Regions from separate parts of the Homo sapiens genome. Here region 2 is linked to region 1. The links are chromatin loops, found by intact Hi-C in ENCODE. Cell type or tissue: ovary. All regions are shown on one strand.

Region 1 (4,000 bases):
GCAGGTGGATCACTTGAGGCCAGGAAATCGAGACCAGCCTGGCCAACATGGTGAAACCCTGTGTCTACTAAAAATACAAAAAATTAGATGGGTGTGGTAGCGCATGCTTGTAATCCCAGCTACTTGGGAGGGTGACGCAGGATAATTACTCGAACCCAGGAGGTGGAGATTGCAGTGAGCCGAGATCACACCATTGCACTCCAGCCTGGGCAACAAGAGTGAAACTCCATCTCAAAAAAAAAATATATATATACATACATATAGATATAGATAGATATATGTGTGTGTGTGTGTATATATATATACATATATATGGTACATACATATAATGATGAAATACCATGCAATTGTTAAAAAGAATGAGGCTGACTAAAACACTGATATGACAGAGGCCAGGTATTTTTAGTGAAAAAACAAAACAAGACGTAGACAAGTAAGCATAGTATGACTATTTGTGTAAAAAATGAATGTGTATGTAGAAATATACGTAAAACTGTATATGCTCAGAAAATTTATGCAAAGAAACTTAACACATTGTTAAAAGTGATTGCTTTTGGAGAGTGGTACTGAAAGCTAAAGTATGGGAAAGGAGAATTTCTACATCTTACTCTATACCCTTCTACAATCTTTTTTAAAGTGAAACATTTACTGCTTTTATAATGGAAAAATAGGGTTTACATAATATTTTAAAATGAATGTTACTGGAGGTAATGATATGTAAACCCTATTTGATAGATATAAATAAATAATACAATTCACATATTTTACAGCTCATTATTCTTTCTTATAATCATTTTTGTGTCTATTTATAAATACTTGTATAAGACAAGACTGATAAACAAGATGTACCACAGAGGATGTAATTTCCGGAAGTCTAAAACTCCCAAAAAGTTACTTAAACATCATACTTTACTAAGTCACTGAGAAAGAGGTTCCTATGCCTTTTATAAATCACCCGGAAACAACAACGGTTTCTATGTCAGAAGGAAGTACAGGCCTCAATACCAATATGTTTCTACGAGCCCTGGCATCAAGTGGGACCACAGCAACAGTTAAGCATTCATGGAAAACCTGAGTACAATCAGCCTCTTATGCCTTCATGAAGCACTGGGCTTAAGCAACTTGGCAAGCTGGCTTCAGGATGCATTGACAATTAAAGGAAGTCAGAAGGCAGAAATAACCAGGAGGTGGACAGAAGTCAAGGTTATTATCCAAAAATGATCTATGAACTTAAGAGACTCTTAGGAGCTTTTAGGACTCTAATACAGGAAAATATTCACATCTCTGAAGGAAAAGAAATCCCTTGGTCATATTCTGGATTACAGTTTGGAAAAAAAGTCTAGAAATCTCATCCAACTGCTTCATTTTACCTGTTGGAGTGCAAGAGATAAAATGCCAAGGATAGGAACTCCACTGAAGAATGTAGGCAAATCAATATTCATTAAATACATTCAAATTAATATATGACTTAAAAAGAGCCCTCACATCAGTGTTAGGCCATTGCTTTTCCTTGCTTCTCTTGTTTTCCTTTCAAATACCTTTATAAAATAGGAGAAAATGTATGACTCTTTTTTTTTTTTTTTTTTTTTTATTATACTCTAAGTTTTAGGGTACATGTGCACATTGTGCAGGTTAGTTACATATGTATACATGTGCCATGCTGGTGCGCTGCACCCACTAATGTGTCATCTAGCATTAGGTATATCTCCCAATGCTATCCCTCCCCTCTCCCCCGACCCCACCACAGTCCCCAGAGTGTGATATTCCCCTTCCTGTGTCCATGTGATCTCATTGTTCAATTCCCACCTATGAGTGAGAATATGCGGTGTTTGGTTTTTTGTTCTTGCGATAGTTTACTGAGAATGATGGTTTCCAATTTCATCCATGTCCCTACAAAGGATATGAACTCATCATTTTTTATGGCTGCATAGTATTCCATGGTGTATATGTGCCACATTTTCTTAATCCAGTCTATCATTGTTGGACATTTGGGTTGGTTCCAAGTCTTTGCTATTGTGAATAGTGCCACAATAAACATACGTGTGCATGTGTCTTTATAGCAGCATGATTTATAATCCTTTGGGTATATACCCAGTAATGGGATGGCTGGGTCAAATGGTATTTCTAGTTCTAGATCCCTGAGGAATCGCCACACTGACTTCCACAATGGTTGAACTAGTTTACAGTCCCACCAACAGTGTAAAAGTGTTCCTATTTCTCCGCATCCTCTCCAGCACCTGTTGTTTCCTGACTTTTTAATGATTGCCATTCTAACTGGTGTGAGATGATATCTCATAATGGTTTTGATTTGCATTTCTCTGATGGCCAGTGATGATGAGCATTTCTTCATGTGTTTTTTGGCTGCATAAATGTCTTCTTTTGAGAAGTGTCTGTTCATGTCCTTCGCCCACTTTTTGATGGGGTTGTTTGTTTTTTTCTTGTAAATTTGTTTGAGTTCATTGTAGATTCTGGATATTAGCCCTTTGTCAGATGAGTAGGTTGCGAAAATTTTCTCCCATGTTGTAAGTTGCCTGTTCACTCTGATGGTAGTTTCTTCTGCTGTGCAGAAGCTCTTTAGTTTAATTAGATCCCATTTGTCAATTTTGTCTTTTGTTGCCATTGCTTTTGGTGTTTTGGACATGAAGTCCTTGCCCACGCCTATGTCCTGAATGGTAATGCCTAGGTTTTCTTCTAGGGTTTTTATGGTTTTAGGTTTAACGTTTAAATCTTTAATCCATCTTGAATTGATTTTTGTATAAGGTGTAAGGAAGGGATCCAGTTTCAGCTTTCTACATATGGCTAGCCAGTTTTCCCAGCACCATTTATTAAATAGGGAATCCTTTCCCCATTGCTTGTTTTTCTCAGGTTTGTCAAAGATCAGATAGTTGTAGATATGCGGCATTATTTCTGAGGGCTCTGTTCTGTTCCATTGATCTATATCTCTGTTTTGGTACCAGTACCATGCTGTTTTGGTTACTGTAGCCTTGTAGTATAGTTTGAAGTCAGGTAGTGTGATGCCTCCAGCTTTGTTCTTTTGGCTTAGGATTGACTTGGCGATGCGGGCTCTTTTTTGGTTCCATATGAACTTTAAAGTAGTTTTTTCCAATTCTGTGAAGAAAGTCATTGGTAGCTTGATGGGGATGGCATTGAATCTGTAAATTACCTTGGGCAGTATGGCCATTTTCACGATATTGATTCTTCCTACCCATGAGCATGGAATGTTCTTCCATTTGTTTGTGTCCTCTTTTATTTCCTTGAGCAGTGGTTTGTAGTTCTCCTTGAAGAGGTCCTTCACATCCCTTGTAAGTTGGATTCCTAGGTATTTTATTCTCTTTGAAGCAATTGTGAATGGGAGTTCACCCATGATTTGGCTCTCTGTTTGTCTGTTGTTGGTGTATAAGAATGCTTGTGATTTTTGTACATTGATTTTGTATCCTGAGACTTTGCTGAAGTTGCTTATCAGCTTAAGGAGATTTTGGGCTGAGACGATGGGGTTTTCTAGATAAACAATCATGTCGTCTGCAAACAGGGACAATTTGACTTCCTCTTTTCCTAATTGAATACCTTTTATTTCCTTCTCCTGCCTGATTGCCCTGGCCAGAACTTCCAACACTATGTTGAATAGGAGCGGTGAGAGAGGGCATCCCTGTCTTGTGCCAGTTTTCAAAGGGAATGCTTCCAGTTTTTGCCCATTCAGTATGATATTGGCTGTGGGTTTGTCATAGATAGCTCTTATTATTTTGAAATACGTCCCATCAATACCTAATTTATTGAGAGTTTTTAGCATGAAGGGTTGTTGAATTTTGTCAAAGGCTTTTTCTGCATCTATTGAGATAATCATGTGGTTTTTGTCTTTGGCTCTGTTTATATGCTGGATTACATTTATTGATTTGCGTATATTGAACCAGCCTTGCATCCCAGGGATGAAGCCCACTTGATCATGGTGGATAAGCTTTTTGATGTGCTGCTGGATTCGGTTTGCCAGTATTTTATTGAGGAT
Region 2 (4,000 bases), 64 kb after region 1:
TCTAAGAGGCCGCCGGAGGGCTTCGGAACCAGTGAGCCCACTCAATTCAGCCTGCTCAGTACCCTGTGTGTACTTTATCAGGAAGAAGGTACAGTCCCTCCCTCCCCTATCCGTTTCCCAACCACAGGATCAAAATAACCCGGAAGCATTACCTTTGCATCGAGGGTGAGCAGCAACTCAAACTCGTTGTAAAACTCCTTGGGGCTGAGCAACGGGTACTCCTTGACTGTGCCCAGGAATGTCGCAATGTCGTTCAAGGCGATATCAACCCCTTCTCGAGACTGGCACTTGTCTACAGCTTGGGAAGCCAAGAGGTAGATTCCTGCCTCACACCATTGGCTGACCTTTTGGAAAGAAACAGTGCCCTGTGCACTTCGCCTGACCACAACTCAGAGCCACCGTAATCCTCAGCAGGTCTGAGCTTGTAAGGTGTCTACAAGGATTCCCAGACAATGGGAAATTGTCATGGGACGGCATCGAGTTTAAGGGGTCTAACCACTGTAAATTACACTATGAGGGGGACAAACCCAAACCAGCTGATACCTGTCCACTTCTCAGGGAAGTCACTCGGTCAGCAAAATGAGTCTCTTCCATTAACAGTAATTGCTACATCTCCAGGAGGAGACAGCTAAATATATATTTAATTAAAGACAGGGTTTCACTCTGTCACCCAGGCTGGAGTACAGTAGTGCAATTATGGCTTAATGCAGCCTGGAGAGGTCTACCCCAGGCTCAGGTGATTCTTCCACCTTAGCCTCCTGAGTAGCTGGGACTACAGATGCATGCCACCACACCAGGCTAATTTTTCCTTCCTTCCTCCCTTCCTTCCTTCCTTCCTTCCTTCCTCTTTCTTTCTCTCTGTCTCTCTTTCTTTCTTTCCTTTTTTTGAGACAGGTTTTGGCCATGTTGCCGAGGCTGCTCTCGAACTCCTGGGCTCAAGCAATCCTCCCACCTCGGCCTCCCAAAGTGCTGGGATTACAGGTGTGAGGCACTGCACCCACCCAGCCTTATAGCTAAATATCTCTTAGGCTGGTCTAACCATAGAGAAATGTAATCAATGGCTTTTGGGGTTTACCTGCTAGTCCACTCTTCTTGCATCCGAATTGGTTACCAGAACACAGGGTGATTAATAAGACATTAGACCTGGCCCTTACATTTCCTGGGAGAAGGGCATGTCCCTTTTAACAAAAACACAACTTTCATCTTTGGATTCCCAGGTGATCCCTATTTGCATTTACTGGCGTTTGTCTTTCGTAAGGAAGCAAGAATGCAAAGCTTTGTAACTCAGCACAGCGATACTCAAGAGTTTCTGGATGCTGGGAGGACATTAGATAGGTGATGAGTTCTAATTATTCAATTTTTAAAAAAGACTCATTTTCTTTGCTCTTTTGAACTCCACTGAGACACTTGAACAGAAAGACAGGGAGCCCTTATGCTACCTGAAGAGTTATATGAAAAGAAGTTTCCAGTGCCAATACCTCTGCATTTCCATTTACCATGTGACCTGAAAAGCAATATAAAGTAACTATACAGAGAAAAAAGATCAAAATGCAACACGCCAAAGTGGTTGTCTTTCTAAGTGGGAAAATGATAGGCAACTTAAGTTTTTGTCTTATTTTTTTCCTAGATTATTTACAGTGAATATGTACCACATTTAGAATAATAAAAAATCATAAAGATATTTCAGAATTAATAATTACCATTATGTAGGGATGGGGGATAGTGGGATATGTACGTGCCCATGAGTAACCTTTTTCTTCCTACATTTTTGGATTTCCACAATAATATGAACTCATGCTTTGATATATGCTGTGAAAACTTTCTCTTTACACATCATGCCCAGATCTGCAAAAAACATTAGGCTGGGATTTTCTGTAGAGTTACTATGGCTACTTGCTTTCTCTCTCTCTCTGTCTCCCTCTCTCTCTCTCAAACACACATGCACACACACACACACACACACACACACACCAGGCTTATAATCTCTGGAGCAAAAATGGAGTTGGGAAAACAGCAGCTGATCCCACAGCGAGCTCAGCACACAGAGCAGGCTGCACACCAGCCCCTTCGGAGCTACTTGCTTCTGAAACAACTATATTTCATTGACATTAAAATCCCTTTAGCAATGGGATGAGGTAAGCGCCTGGGTGGGTGCCCCCTGCCATGCAAGAGGAACAGCTGTGGGGATGGAGCATGCTGACTCATTGCCGTCAGCCACATGCTGCCTGGGACCAGCTCACAGGGAAGACTCCAGAAACCGCTGCTCCTGCTGACTGGGAACATACCCTAGAGGTCACCTCCAAAGGGCACCCCTCTCCTTGTGGGCCCCTGGCATGCGCCCTTGCTGTCTATCCTGTGAAGCCTTGGTGTGGAATCTGGCAGGCCTGACTTTAATTCTGGCTTCCCCTGTGTGCACCATGTGTGGTCTTGGGCAGTCATTTACCCCAGGGTTTCTTGGTGACATCCCTGCACCACCTGCACCAGAATCATTTAGACACTTTACTAAAATACTAGTTCCTGGGCAGTATTCCAGACCTATCGACGCTGAGTCTTCAGGGCAGTGCATAAGGGAATCTGCCATATAACAGCTCACTAGGTGATTCTCGTGTGCTACATTTTGAGACCCAGCAGAGTATCAGTTTCTGCCTCTGCACAATGAGGCCATTAATACCTTCCTCAGAGGTTGTCTTGAGGATTATAAATAGATGACATAATTATGTTCCTGGTAGGAATGCAGTAGGTGCTCGATACATGGTAGGGGGTATAAAATGGTTGTTATTACTTAAGCTTCTCCAAAAAGAGTCAAAACCCTTTGCCTTTATATGAGGGAAGCACTCTGCAAATATAGTGCTTGGTTCTCTGTACACCTGAAAGGGAATCAAGAAGTGTTCCCACAGGGCCAAGCCAAAACACACTCTTAAAGTCCGGCTCCACACAGATAGAAATGGGCTTCAGTTAACTTTAATGGGATGTGGTGGGATGGCCAGAGCACTTTTTACCTTCGTGCCAGGTATACTTCTACACCCCAGGATCTGCACAGTTTTTAATGCCTCTCGAACATCTTTTCACATAAAGCACTCAAGCCTCTCAGCAATCACACAAGGAAGGGAGGACGAGTATGATGGAAGCTTCTTCACAGAAAATCTTGCAGACATCATGTTCTTGGCTGTGTTTTGCTCACCTTGTCCAGCTGTCTATGAAACTCTAAGGACTTTCCTAAAATGTCCCATTTTTTCTTGTTTCCATTGATGAAATCGTCACAGAGGTGCCTGAGCTCCACACACCGGGGCCTGATGGCATCTGCTGCATAATGGTGGCTTTGGATGAGCTGGTCCCCAACCAGTGCCAGCAGCTGGGCCTTTTCCAGGGGCTCCTGCAAAGTGAACACCCACAGCCAGGCGTCAGAAGTCAGAGCATCATGAGGCTGAGAGCTGCCTGGTACTGTGTGCTCCAAGCCTGGAGGGAGGCTGTGGAGATGCTAACCCAGGATGAAGGCTGGAGAACCTGAGAAAGCTCGGAATGGTTCCAGGCCCAGGAAGTTAAGCCTGGCCCAGAGTTGTCCACATGCTGAACAACAGCAGTCATTCATTCAAATACCTGTTGAGTTCTGGGCTAGACATCGAGGATATAGTGTTAACAAGCCCAAAATTTTCAGATTAATGGAGAATTCAGATATCAACTAAATTACACAAATCGTTAAATTATTACAATTGCAATAAACTCTAGGGCAGAAAAGCATGGAGTGCACATAATAAGAGATTTTGAATACCCCTATTAACTAAAGGAACAAGAAGAGGGACTGACACCTGTCCTTGAGGAGAGTGGGGGGTGAGCTGAAGTTGAAACACTGGTGAAAATTGGATTTGGACAACTCAAAGGTGGTCATGACACTTAAGAAATATGCTTGTCTAGGCTGGGCGTGGTGGCTCCCACCTGTAATGCCAGCACTTTGGGAGGCCGAGGTGGGCGGATCACCTGAGGTCAGGAGTTCAAGACGCGC

Evidence for each region. Hi-C counts contacts between places; a loop is a spot of excess contacts. Peaks named below come from ENCODE experiments on the same cell type or tissue, not always from the same donor. Only the 100,000 strongest peaks of a DNase experiment are listed, where the experiment ranks them.
Region 2: it touches region 1 in a loop (3-fold over the local background); 2 of 110 quality-filtered maps call a loop at or near these places.

Annotation. Positions count from the first base shown.
Region 1 is chr3:183,233,120-183,237,119 of GRCh38, forward strand. The region is part of intron 15 of MCF2L2 (MCF.2 cell line derived transforming sequence-like 2); the gene reads right to left. Among named protein-coding and RNA genes, the nearest start is that of B3GNT5, 18 kb to the right of the region's middle. RefSeq lists silencers at 789-989, 984-1,197. In ovary, no CTCF peak of the experiment used is centred here; no DNase peak of the experiment used is centred here.
Region 2 is chr3:183,296,824-183,300,823 of GRCh38, forward strand. It overlaps MCF2L2 (MCF.2 cell line derived transforming sequence-like 2), which reads right to left. Exons shown (of 30, transcript NM_015078.4): 11 at 3,182-3,373; 12 at 153-344. Among named protein-coding and RNA genes, the nearest start is that of B3GNT5, 46 kb to the left of the region's middle. RefSeq lists enhancers at 1-563, 2,058-2,352. In ovary, no CTCF peak of the experiment used is centred here; a DNase peak (open chromatin) is centred at 2,188.